Regions from separate parts of the Homo sapiens genome. Here regions 2 and 3 are each linked to region 1. Evidence: chromatin contacts called from ENCODE Hi-C or POLR2A ChIA-PET data. All regions are on one chromosome and are shown on one strand. The core of a region is the stretch at or near the end of the contact, and the rest is flanking DNA. Distances in the headings are between cores, read along the strand shown.

Evidence for each region. Hi-C counts contacts between places; a loop is a spot of excess contacts on that map. ChIA-PET counts read pairs that join two places held with the same protein, here RNA polymerase II (POLR2A). Pooled maps may share reads with other maps.
Region 2: a loop to region 1 is called in a pooled map, with 3 times the contacts of the local background. The contact joins the promoter of CDK5RAP3 here to the promoter of TBKBP1 in region 1. A Hi-C loop is called at or near these places in 3 of 50 pooled maps. POLR2A ChIA-PET finds 5 or more read pairs at or near these places in 2 of 52 experiments (GM10248 and Panc1).
Region 3: a loop to region 1 is called in a map of tibial artery, with 4 times the contacts of the local background. The contact joins the promoter of SNX11 here to the promoter of TBKBP1 in region 1. A Hi-C loop is called at or near these places in 1 of 168 maps with a recorded cell type or tissue (tibial artery) and 4 of 50 pooled maps. POLR2A ChIA-PET finds 5 or more read pairs at or near these places in 2 of 52 experiments (SK-N-SH and naive thymus-derived CD4-positive, alpha-beta T cell).

The regions. Positions count from the first base shown.
Region 1 is chr17:47,691,797-47,695,410 of GRCh38, forward strand. It overlaps TBKBP1 (TBK1 binding protein 1), which reads left to right and starts at 2,365. Exons shown (of 10, transcript NM_001394755.1): 1 at 2,365-2,398. RefSeq lists enhancers at 2,120-2,800, 2,801-3,480, 3,481-3,614 and silencers at 2,584-2,713, 2,964-3,023.
Region 2 is chr17:47,969,641-47,973,072 of GRCh38, forward strand. CDK5RAP3 (CDK5 regulatory subunit associated protein 3) reads left to right here and starts at 1,473. Exons shown (of 14, transcript NM_176096.3): 1 at 1,473-1,512; 2 at 1,722-1,767. The coding sequence starts at 1,507. RefSeq lists a silencer at 1,124-1,413 and an enhancer at 1,835-2,462.
Region 3 is chr17:48,105,956-48,109,211 of GRCh38, forward strand. It overlaps SNX11 (sorting nexin 11), which reads left to right and starts at 1,811. Exons shown (of 7, transcript NM_013323.3): 1 at 1,811-1,883. RefSeq lists a silencer at 1,817-1,976.

The DNA.
Region 1 (3,614 bases), core at 1,115-3,614:
CCTGACCTCAGGTGATCTGCCTGCCTCAGCCCCACAAAGTGCTGGGATTACAGGCATGAGCCACTGTGCCTGGTCCTTTATCACAATTTCTAGTGGTTTTACTTATTCATCTTTTTATTTTTCTGACTTCTCTACCATACTGCAAGCTCTAAGAGAGCAAGAGACATGTATACCTGTCAGAGACATGTTCAGCACTGTATTCTCAGCACCCAGCACATAATAGATGTTCAAGAAATCTTTGCCGAATAAATATACAACGAGCAGGTACCAACCCTCAGGGCACCTTAGAATACAAGGATGGATGGGATATAATCTCTGCTCTCAGAACTGCCTGGTATGAGCAGCAGAACTAGAAATGGAGAATGCAATGAGATCAGGTCCAGATTGGGGGAGGGGGAGGATTTTAGGGCACCTAAACCAGGCCTAATGGACTTTTGCCACCAACCACCTAGAACCAAGGATAGAAGCATTTGGCTGCACCCTGCCAGGTGACTCAATTAGGCCCTGAGCATCCAAGCAGCAGCAGGGGGCTGATGACTCATCCCAGACAGTGTGTGCTTAGAGGGTCCTGGGACCCCTTTTTCCAGTGAGGGAGGGCTTGCCAGTTGGTCTTATGGGTCCTGTTTGTGGCCAAGTCCAAGGTCACCGAGGGTCCCAGAGACAACCCTACACCTCCTAGTCTAGCCTCCAATCTTTTGCCTGGTCCCTTGCTTCAGAAGAGATCTTGGGGAGTACTAGGGAAAGGAACATCTGCCTAGCCCTTGGGATTAGTGGGGTGACAGATGTCCCCACTGGTTTGCCTTCATATCTAGAGGGTAGATAGGTCATCCCACATGGTTCAGAGAAAGCTAGTGCCTCAGAGAACAAGTGGCTGACCTGCCTTCCTGTTCTGGACTACAAACGGGAGCCAGTGCTGGCAGGAAAGACTGAAAGGGAACCCAGCAGGAGGAGGAGGAAGGAAGCCACTGAGAATCCCCCCTTCTATGAAGAGAATGAGTCTAGAGCTCTGGCTGGCTCTCCTGGTAGAAGCTCACCTCTCAGTCCAATTTTCTCCCAGCAGTGAGGAAAGATGGCAGCTGCTGCTTTTCAAAGCTCAGAGAGAGCAAGAAACCTTTTCCTTCCATCCTCCCCCTCGGAGATTCCCACCCCCATCCCACCTCAGGAGCCAAAAAGGTAGGCTCAGGTTCCCAGCAGTCTTCGCAGCTAAGGCTGAATCTGCCAAAAGCCCCCGCCCAGCTTATCCCCTGCTTCCGGGCTTTGCCTCCCTGTCCACAGAGGATGCTCTTCAGCCAGAGTGCTCCAGGGTTCCCCTGATCATTCTCTACCTGCAGCTAGGCTGACCATGCCTCTGTCCACATTATTTAATCCACCAGGCAATACTCAAAATGACATCGTTAACACTTCCTGAGCATTCGCAGGCTGCTGTATTTAGTTCTGATCCCCATTCTTCCTCCATGAGAGTGCTTAGGTGGGGCATGATCTCCAGCTTAGAAAGGTTAAGGTAACTTGCCCAAGGTCACACAGCAGGAAAGTAGCAAAAAACTTGTTTCTCTTGCCCAGCAGTTTGGCAGGTGCTCAAATAATCTTTGTGCACAGGGTGACATCTGTTGTTTCTTCATTTCCCTGACCTGTGGGTACTTGAGGGTGGCCGGGGAGTGGTGTGTGGGGAGGGAGATGGCTGTCCTTCTTCATGAATGAATCTTTGACCTCCTTAGTTTACTCTCACTTCCAAAGAAGTTACAGCTTTAATCTCTCTGTACCCTATGTTCAATGTATTTATCGCAGCAATGCCCCTTTTACCAAGAGCAACGAAGAGCAGGTCTAATGATTTCCTTCTCAAAAGCGCAAAGACCAAAAAAAAAAAAAAAAAGCCAGATAAATAGCCCCACTTCCTCCCCAAATATACAGCCCATAACTAAACAACCAAAACAACCAAAGCATCAGCCGGGCCCCTGCACTGACCGCAGACGCCCCCAACACACGCCACCACGCCACACTGCGCCGGGAGGCGTCGGGGAGGGGGCGCCAGCGCGGGCCGCTGGCGCCGCAGGGAGCCGGTGGGCTCCGGGCGCGCTGCCAGGAAGGGCCGCACCGTAGGGGCCGCCGCCTCTCGCCACGTGGTGGTGGCAGCGGCGGGGTCCGGGGCGCCTTCCCAGCTGGAGAAACCCGGAGCAGCCGGGGAGGAGGAGGCGGAGGAGGCGGCGGCGGCGGAGGAGGAGCGGGGCGGACGGGAGGGAGGGGGTTGGGGGGAGGGGTGGGGGGTGGGGAGAGACCCGGCGGCGGCGACAGGGCGAGGAGCAGAGCGCGGTACCAGGGGGGTGGGGGCACTGGTGCCCGTTTGGGGAGGGAGCAGGCGGAGGGGGTAAGCTGCGATTACAAGCAGGAACCGGCAGCAGCTGTGAGTCCCCGGCTGGGGCTAGGGCTGGGGGAGGGGAGCGGCGCCCGGGCTGGGCCCCAGGGGTCGCGGGGTGGGCAGGAGGAGGCGGCAGGAGGGCGGCTGGCAGCCGCACGGGATGGCTGGGAGGGAAGGGGTCCGGTGTCGGCCGCCCTCATCCCCTCGCGTCCCCCTCCGCCGCCGTTCCTCAGGCCGCGCCACTCCCGGAGCCCCTTCCCCGGCCCCGAGAGGGTGTCCGGGGGCCCAGGGCTCGGCCGGTTGTGGGGGAGGGGGCTGCGTGGTCTCGGCCCCCGAGAGGGGAGGGGCGACAATTTCTGTCGGCCGAGCGAAAGGGGTTTAAAGGGCGGCTCTTAAAGGGGCCGCAGGAGGGGCCCGGGCCGACAGAGGCACTCACCCCTTCCCCAGCCGCCTTCCATTGCGCTCACCCGGGCGCTGGGCCCAGAGAGGAATGCGGAGGAAGGAGGCATTTGTGGTGCGGCCTCGGGGACAGAGCCCCGCCAGCGGGGTGGGCGCAGAGGGGCGGGCGGGGGTCTGGGGGGGTGTGGTAAGCGCTGGCGCGCGGAGCTGGGGGGAGGGGATGGCGTGGGAAGGAGAGGGTTAAAGGTGGGGCCGGCCCTACAAACGCGCGCACACACTCCTTACTCAGACCCAGTCACTCGCGTTTCCCTGGCACTTAGATGGGCCTGTGGGTGGCGGAGGGGGGGGGGTGGATTGAATTGGAGCCTGCGCCGGAGCCCTTTGCACCCCAAGCTCCTGCAGCCCGACCTGGGGGCCCCGCTGTCTGAACTCACAGCTCCCTGCCGAGCCCCCTCTCCGGGGTGCACATAACGCTCCAGCGCGCGCACACACCTCGGACAGTCCCCTCGCGTCTCACGTGACACGCGGCCCGGACGTGCCACCCTGCCCACGCGCTCACGCACGCGTGCACACACCAGCCTCCTGGTCGCTGCCCCACTCCGTCCCGACGCCCCTGCGACCCCGAAGGCACTCATTGACTGACACACCTACACTCATTCACAGACGCACACTCCCCCCATACGCCAACCCCAGACACACATTCATAACCAGGCCCGAGAGAAGTACACACGCACCCCCTCACTGCCTACTCCTGCTTTCGGGAGCCTGAGTCATTCCTGCCCCCTCGTAGGGTTCCCCATTTCCCGGTGCGCGGGCACCCTGAGACAGCCTTGGGAATTCGTTCGCGTCCCCTTCCACCTGG
Region 2 (3,432 bases), core at 223-2,722, 280 kb after region 1:
CCTCCTTACTCTACCCACTTCTTGGCCAATCTCAGACTCTCCCTTAGCTTCAGCCACCACTCGGACCACAGATTAGCCAGCTTGTGACTCTCCAAGCTGTATCTCCAGCCCCGACAACTCCCTCGAACTCCAAAATTATAGACCCAAGTGCCTTCTGCACACTTTCCATCTGGGGGTCTCCCAGCATTGCCAGACTAGGTTCAAAGCTAGACCCCCTCCTCCCCAACACCTGCTCAGCATCCTGCATCCCTGTCTCAGGTGGTGGTTCCCACCTAATCACCTAGGTGTCATCCTTAGTGTCTCTCTCCTCCACCCAAACAGCCAATCAATTGCCAAGTCCTATACATTTTCCTCCTAAATATTCCTCAGATCCAGCCCTTCCCCTTCCTCCTCATATCTTGTGTCCCAGCTCAGGCTATAATCCCTCGATAACAACCTCCTTCCAGCCTCCTTGTCCCCAGTCTTATCTCCCATGCATCCATCATCCCAGCAGCCTATCTGTACAGGTTCCTCCCTGCCTCAAACCCCTTCTGTGATTCCTCTGTCTGAAGGGATGAAGTCCAAGTTCCTTAATAAGTCTCCCTTTGATATGGCCTTTCCACCCTTACAGCCTCTCCTCTAGCCACTCGCTGCCTCAAACCATCTACGGTATAGAGGTTGGCCTGCCCGCGGAGCCGACTTCATCTTGAAATTCTTCATCATTTTGTAACAAGCAGCTGTGCATTTCCATTTTGCACTGGACCTCACAAATTACGTTGCCCGTCCTGCCTGCCTGTTGTTGCTTGCACCCCTCTTGCAGTTTGTGGCCACCTAAGCTTTGTCTGTGTAGTCTCCTCCACCTAAAACTCCTCTTCCCACATCACCCAGCTATCTTCAGCTCTTCGTTTAGACTCAATGTAGGTGTTCTCTTTGGGACGTCTCACCGACTCTCTTCCTTCCCCTTCCCTGCCCTAATCGCCCAACACGTTGCAGGTGCTCAACCATGTCTATTAGAGAAACTGAATGAGGAGGCAAAGCATGACAAGTGCCACAAGAGACCTGCACACTGCTCTGGATGGTAAAGCGACGCAAGGAGGGAAGAAGGTATTTGCAACGGCCTCCCAGATCGGCGCTAGGACCCCGCCAGCAGACGTCTCAATCTGCGTGGAGAAGACCCAGTGCCCGCCAGGGGAAGCGGCTGCCAGGCTGGGCTCTCGAGCGCCGCCTGTCGCAATCCCACGGCCGCTGCAGCGCACCCCCTCCCGTCCCCTGCCCTGAGCCCGCCTCGCGTCTCCAATTGGCTGTCTCCATTCTCCCGCCCCTCCCGAGCTCAGCCATTCGGAGCCTGGGGTGGGCGGGGCTTGAGGCCTGAGTGGAGCGTAAACCCTGATTGGCTGTACGGAAGGCGGCGACGTGGCCGAAGGATGCCCGTTTGTGTCTAAACGGAGGCTCGGCCACAACGCCACTGGATTGGTGGTAGGGCGGGGCGGGCCACAGTCTCCAGCCTGAAGCGGAAGTGGAGGAAAGATGGAGGTGTGGGGACAGGAGCTGGGTGTGCTGGGGACTGGCCGCGGACCCCTAACCTGTGTCTCCGGTCTCCCTCCGGAAGCGGCTCAACCCAGCCCATCGCTCTGGCCCCGTTCTGGCCCTGCAGGGTGGTGGTTGGGACGTTGAAATGAGCGCGCGAGTGGTACGTCCTCTCTCCGCGCTCACGCCCCCCTCCTCACCGTGTTTCCCGCCAGGACCATCAGCACGTGCCCATCGACATCCAGACCAGCAAGCTGCTCGGTAGGAGGGGGCGCCACCGCGCAGCTGGCTGTCGGGGGGAGGCCTGTGCGTTGCCCCCTGTGTCCAATAGCCGGGAGCTCTGACCCCTGAAAGCCTGAGTCGAGATGCTGACCACTGGCCTCGTTCTATGCCCCATCTGTGGCCAGACCTGCTTCCCTGATAGCAGCGGGAACGAACCATATGTACAGTCTGTTTGACCTGCGTTTTCTCCTTTAATAACATATGTTATCGTATCATTCAGGGACAGGATAAATGACTCGCTTTAAAAACAGTCAACCACTGCCGGGCGCGGTGGCTCATGCCTGTAATCCCAGCACTTTGGGAGGCCGAGGTGGGCGAATCACCTGAGGTCAGGAGTTCGAGACCAGCCTGACCAACATGGAGAAACCTTGTCTCCATGTCTCCATGACTAAAAATACAAAAAAATAAAAATAAAAAGTAGCCGGGCATGGGAGCACATGCCTGTAATCCCAGCTACTCGGGAGGCTGAGGTGGGAGAATTGCTTGAACCCCGGAGGCAGAGGTTGCGGTGAGCAGAGATCTCACTATTGCACTCCAGCCTGGGCAACGAGAGCGAAACTCCATCTCAAAAAGAAGACAAAAAACAGTCAACCACTAAGTGGCACATCTGAATTGGAACTTAAGTCTGTCTGACCCACTGTCCATGCCTTTTGCATTATGCCAGGAAAAAAAAAAAAAACCTCATTTAAAAAGCTTCCACCTCCCCCTTGATTTTAGGAGGAAGAGGGACCTAAGACCCAGTTGCAAATGAAAACCTTTTAGTGTCCAGGCCATCTCCAGGTTGTCTGTATGGGGCTTACATACTTCCTCCCCAGTTCATAGTCAGGGAAGGCCTCTTCATCTGATCACACAGCTCCTGGCATTTTAAAATGCTTATTGGATTCATGGATTTGATGCCAATCTTGTCCTTAAGATGGTGTCTGTTTGACTACCCCAGTCCGTTGCTTCTAGTTCTGTGACATCAACAGAATTTTTCTTTCTGAAAACTTTACAGGAATATAGCAGAGAGAGTATAACTGATACTAGTGTGGGACCCCAGCGTTTGACCGGTTGGCAGAGTTCAAGTTCTGAATTCACCACTCTGTAGTGCCATTTAGTCAGTCCTGCTTGGTGGTCACGGGGGAAGCTTCTTTAGCCTCCCTTCAGATTTGTACTGGCCCTTCAGCCCATGTGCAGTCTTGGTGTGTGAGCTTGTTCTTGGTCATGAAAAGGACCAATAAAATGACCACCATTCATTGAGGGTTTTTTTTTGTACCAGGTGCTGTTTTAGGCACTTGACATGATAAAAATGATCACTGTCATTTTTTGAGTCCTTGCCGTGTCTCAGGCACACTGTTCAGTGTTTTACCTGCATTCCCTTTTCTAGTCAGTGTCTTATTATTCCCCATTTTACATGTGGGAAAACTGAGGCACAGAATAGTAGACTTGCTCAAGAAACTTGATAACGAGAACCCAGGACCATCTGACCACAAAGCTCAGCTCTTAGCTCTCACTGAGGAAATATGCATGGCTCTGAAGCCACAAATCTGGGCCCAGACTTTGAGAGGTCAGTCCCATTGGTATTCACATGTACAGGGTGGTACTTCACTGTTCACAACAGAGTCATGTTATCTAGTCCTTAGGGCGCTGTAGGTATTAGGGGCT
Region 3 (3,256 bases), core at 561-3,060, 410 kb after region 1:
TCTGTACCAGTATTTTCTAAATGGCTTGACTCCCTATCACACTTAACCTTTAAGAAATGACTCCATCTCCAAGGTGGTGTGTACTTAAAAATAAATAAATAAACACTTCCAGTCTCGGCAACATAGGGAGACTCTATGTTGTATAAAATTTTAAAAACTTAAAAAATTATCTGTATAAAAATTTTAAAAATTAACCGAGTATGGTGGCACACGCCTGCGGTCCCAGCAGCTCCAAGGGCTGAGGAGGGAGGATGGCTTGAGCCCTGGAGGTTGAGGCTGCAGTGAGCTGTGATCCTGCCACTGCACTCCAGCCTGGGCAACAGAGCAGGACCCTGTCTCAAAAAAGCAAAGAAAAGTTACCATTTGTTGAATTTGGGTAGTATCAAAGAAGAGTATTCAGAATTGTTTGAGAAGGCTAAAAATACTCTTCCTTTTCTCAACTACATAGCTATATAAGGCTGAATTTTCTTAATGTACCAAAACAACAGAGCACAACAGAGAAAGGGGAAGCACATAGGAGAACCCAGCTATCTTCCTTTTTATTTATTTATTTTTTACAATGGAGTCTCCCAGGCTGGAGTGTAATGGCGCGATCTTGTCTCACTGCAACCTCCGATTCCTGGGTTCAAGCAATCCCCCTGTGTCAGTCTCCTGAATAGCTGGGATTACAGGTGCCCATGACCACGCCCAGCTAATTTTTGTAGTTTTAGTGGAGACGGGGTTTCACCATGTTGGCCAGGCTGGTCTCGAACTCCTGACCTCAGGTAATCCACCCGCCTCCGCCTCCCAAAGTGGTGGAAGTACAGGCGTGAGGCACTGTGCCCGGCCCCTTTCTTTTCTTTCCTCTCTTTTCTTCCTTTTAGCTCTCTCTCTTTTTTTCAGACAGGGTCTTGCTCTGCAGTGATCAGGGCTCACTGCAGCCTCGAACCCCTGGGTTCAAGCCATCCTCCTGTCTCAGCCTCCCGAGTAGCTGGGACTACAGGCGCGTGTCACCATGCCCGGCTAATTTTTAAAATATTTTGCAGAGGCGAGGGTCTCCCTAAGTTGGTAGGGCGTGTCTCAAGCCTGGCCTCAAGCGATCCTCCCGCCTCGGCCTCCCTAATAGTATTGGGATTACAGGCGTGAGCCACCGCGCTAGGCTTGCTGAAATTATCTTTAAATAAGTTGTTAAAAGACCACCAACACATTGAACGGCTTTCTCTTGCTCCCTAGCTGCATGATATTGCTTCGAGTTTGTTTCGGTGTGAGCAATCTGAGTCGCCGGACCCTCTCGAGTCTGACTTTCACTCTGACAATCGGTCCGTGGCTTTACGAATCTGAATCGGAGTCCCCTTGATAGCTCCGCTGGGGAACAGCAAACTACGAGGTTCAAATGGTGGCTCTCGGGACTTAGTGAGGATCCAGGGATGTGGGCTTCCTAAAGCCCCGAACCTCCCACACTGCAGACTATCCCTCGCATAGCGAGAACAAGAGTAACAACCCCCTTACACCCCTCTGCTCCCGGGACCCACTGGCTGCCCGTCGCTGACGCCCCCTGGCCGCTGATTGGCTTCCCCTGACAGTGGGCGGAACGCGGCCCCGGATTGGATATCCATTCGCCGTCCCTCACCCGGCACCTGCGTGCACTCTCCGGCGTCCCAAGTGAGTGGAGGGGGGATCCCGACTCCAGTCCGGGGCCTTGGCCAGCGGAGCCGCGCTATTCGGAAGCGGGAATCCCACTCAGAGCCCGGGCCTGTAGGGGCGGGGCGTCCCGGGCACCCGGGATTGGGGCGTCTCCCGTCGTGCACCGGGGCACCGGCGACTCACCCGGAAGGAGAAGCCGTGATCTGGCTATATGGTGGGGCGCGGGCGGTGTCGCTGTGGGGAGCTGGTGCTGTTCTCAGGTGAGAGGGCGTGGGCGGGGCCTGGGGAGTGGGTGCTGCTCTCCTGTGAGGGGGCGTGGGCTTGAGCGTCAGTAGTGGCACTCGGGATGGTGGCATCGCTTTACATCCTAGGGAGGGACTCTCTTACCACCCGGGATTAAGGCAAGGGCTTGCTCGGGATCCAAGAAAGGAAACCCGGCTTTTCAGTTTACCTTCAAAGTGTATCTTTCACTTCCTACCCCCCAAGCTTAATCGGAAAGAAAGAAGGACCATGTGGACCTTTCGGTCCTAGTTTGTTGAGAATGGAGAAAGAGTGGCCGTAGTAAAAGACTCTGGGGACATTTACTTAAATGGCTAAGACTGGGGGCAATGGCGAGTATTTTACGTGGACACGGGAGACTTGGCGGTAGATTGTGGTCGCCTTTGTTACTTACCTTCCAAGTGAAAGGCGTACGATTAGAGATGGACAAAAAGATGGAGCATAACTGCTTGGTTGAGATCACACAGAGCTTGGTCAGAACTGGGAGCTTCCTCTGTTTAGTACCTGTGATATTTATAATTGGAGCGAGAGCTTTTTGAATTGCTTTCTGCCATCTGGCACTAAAGGCTCAAGATTGAGTAAGAAGGGACGGTAGTCTCAGTAGTTCCATCTACTTTTATCACCTGATTTGTTTCTTAACCTGTCTCTTGAAGTTGTTTAAATGGGAGAGAAAATAAATGGTGAGACTAAAGCCTTGCATTGTTACTATATTAGAAAGCTTTACGATGAATCTACTTTGTAAACAGCAAACAATCGGGTACTCACCAGAGCTACTGGTGCTGGTACAGGTGAAGAAAGTAAAGGAAACTTCAGATGTGGTTGAAAGGGCCCAGAAAATGTAGTTAACACTAAGTTATGTAACTAGCTATGGTCACTGACTCTAGCCTTATTTGGATGAAGTACAGATCCATCTCCCAGATCAGAGAACTAAAGTTAGGAACTTCCTGCTGCTTCTCCAGAGGCAGAACTGAGCTTTTTCTTTTGAGGAGTGGTATCTGTGGGGAGGAATCTAATGGAGAAGAGTGGTTGCTAGAAATTACTACTTGGTGTCTAGGTTTTTGTATTTGTTCCAGTGTTTATTTGTTTGTTTTTTGAGACAGGGTCTTGCTCTGTCGCCCAGGCTGGAGTGCAGTGGTGTGATCTTGGCTCATTGCAGACTCCGCCTCCTGGGTTCCAGCAATTCTCATGCCTCAGTCTCCCGAGTAGCTGGGAGTACAGGCCTGTGCCACCATGCCCAGCTAATTTTTGTATTTTTAGTAGAGACGAAGTTTTGCCTTGTTGGCCAGGCTGTTCTTGAACTCCTGGCCTCAAGTGTTCTGCCCGCCTCAGCTTCCCAAAGTGTTGGATTACAGGC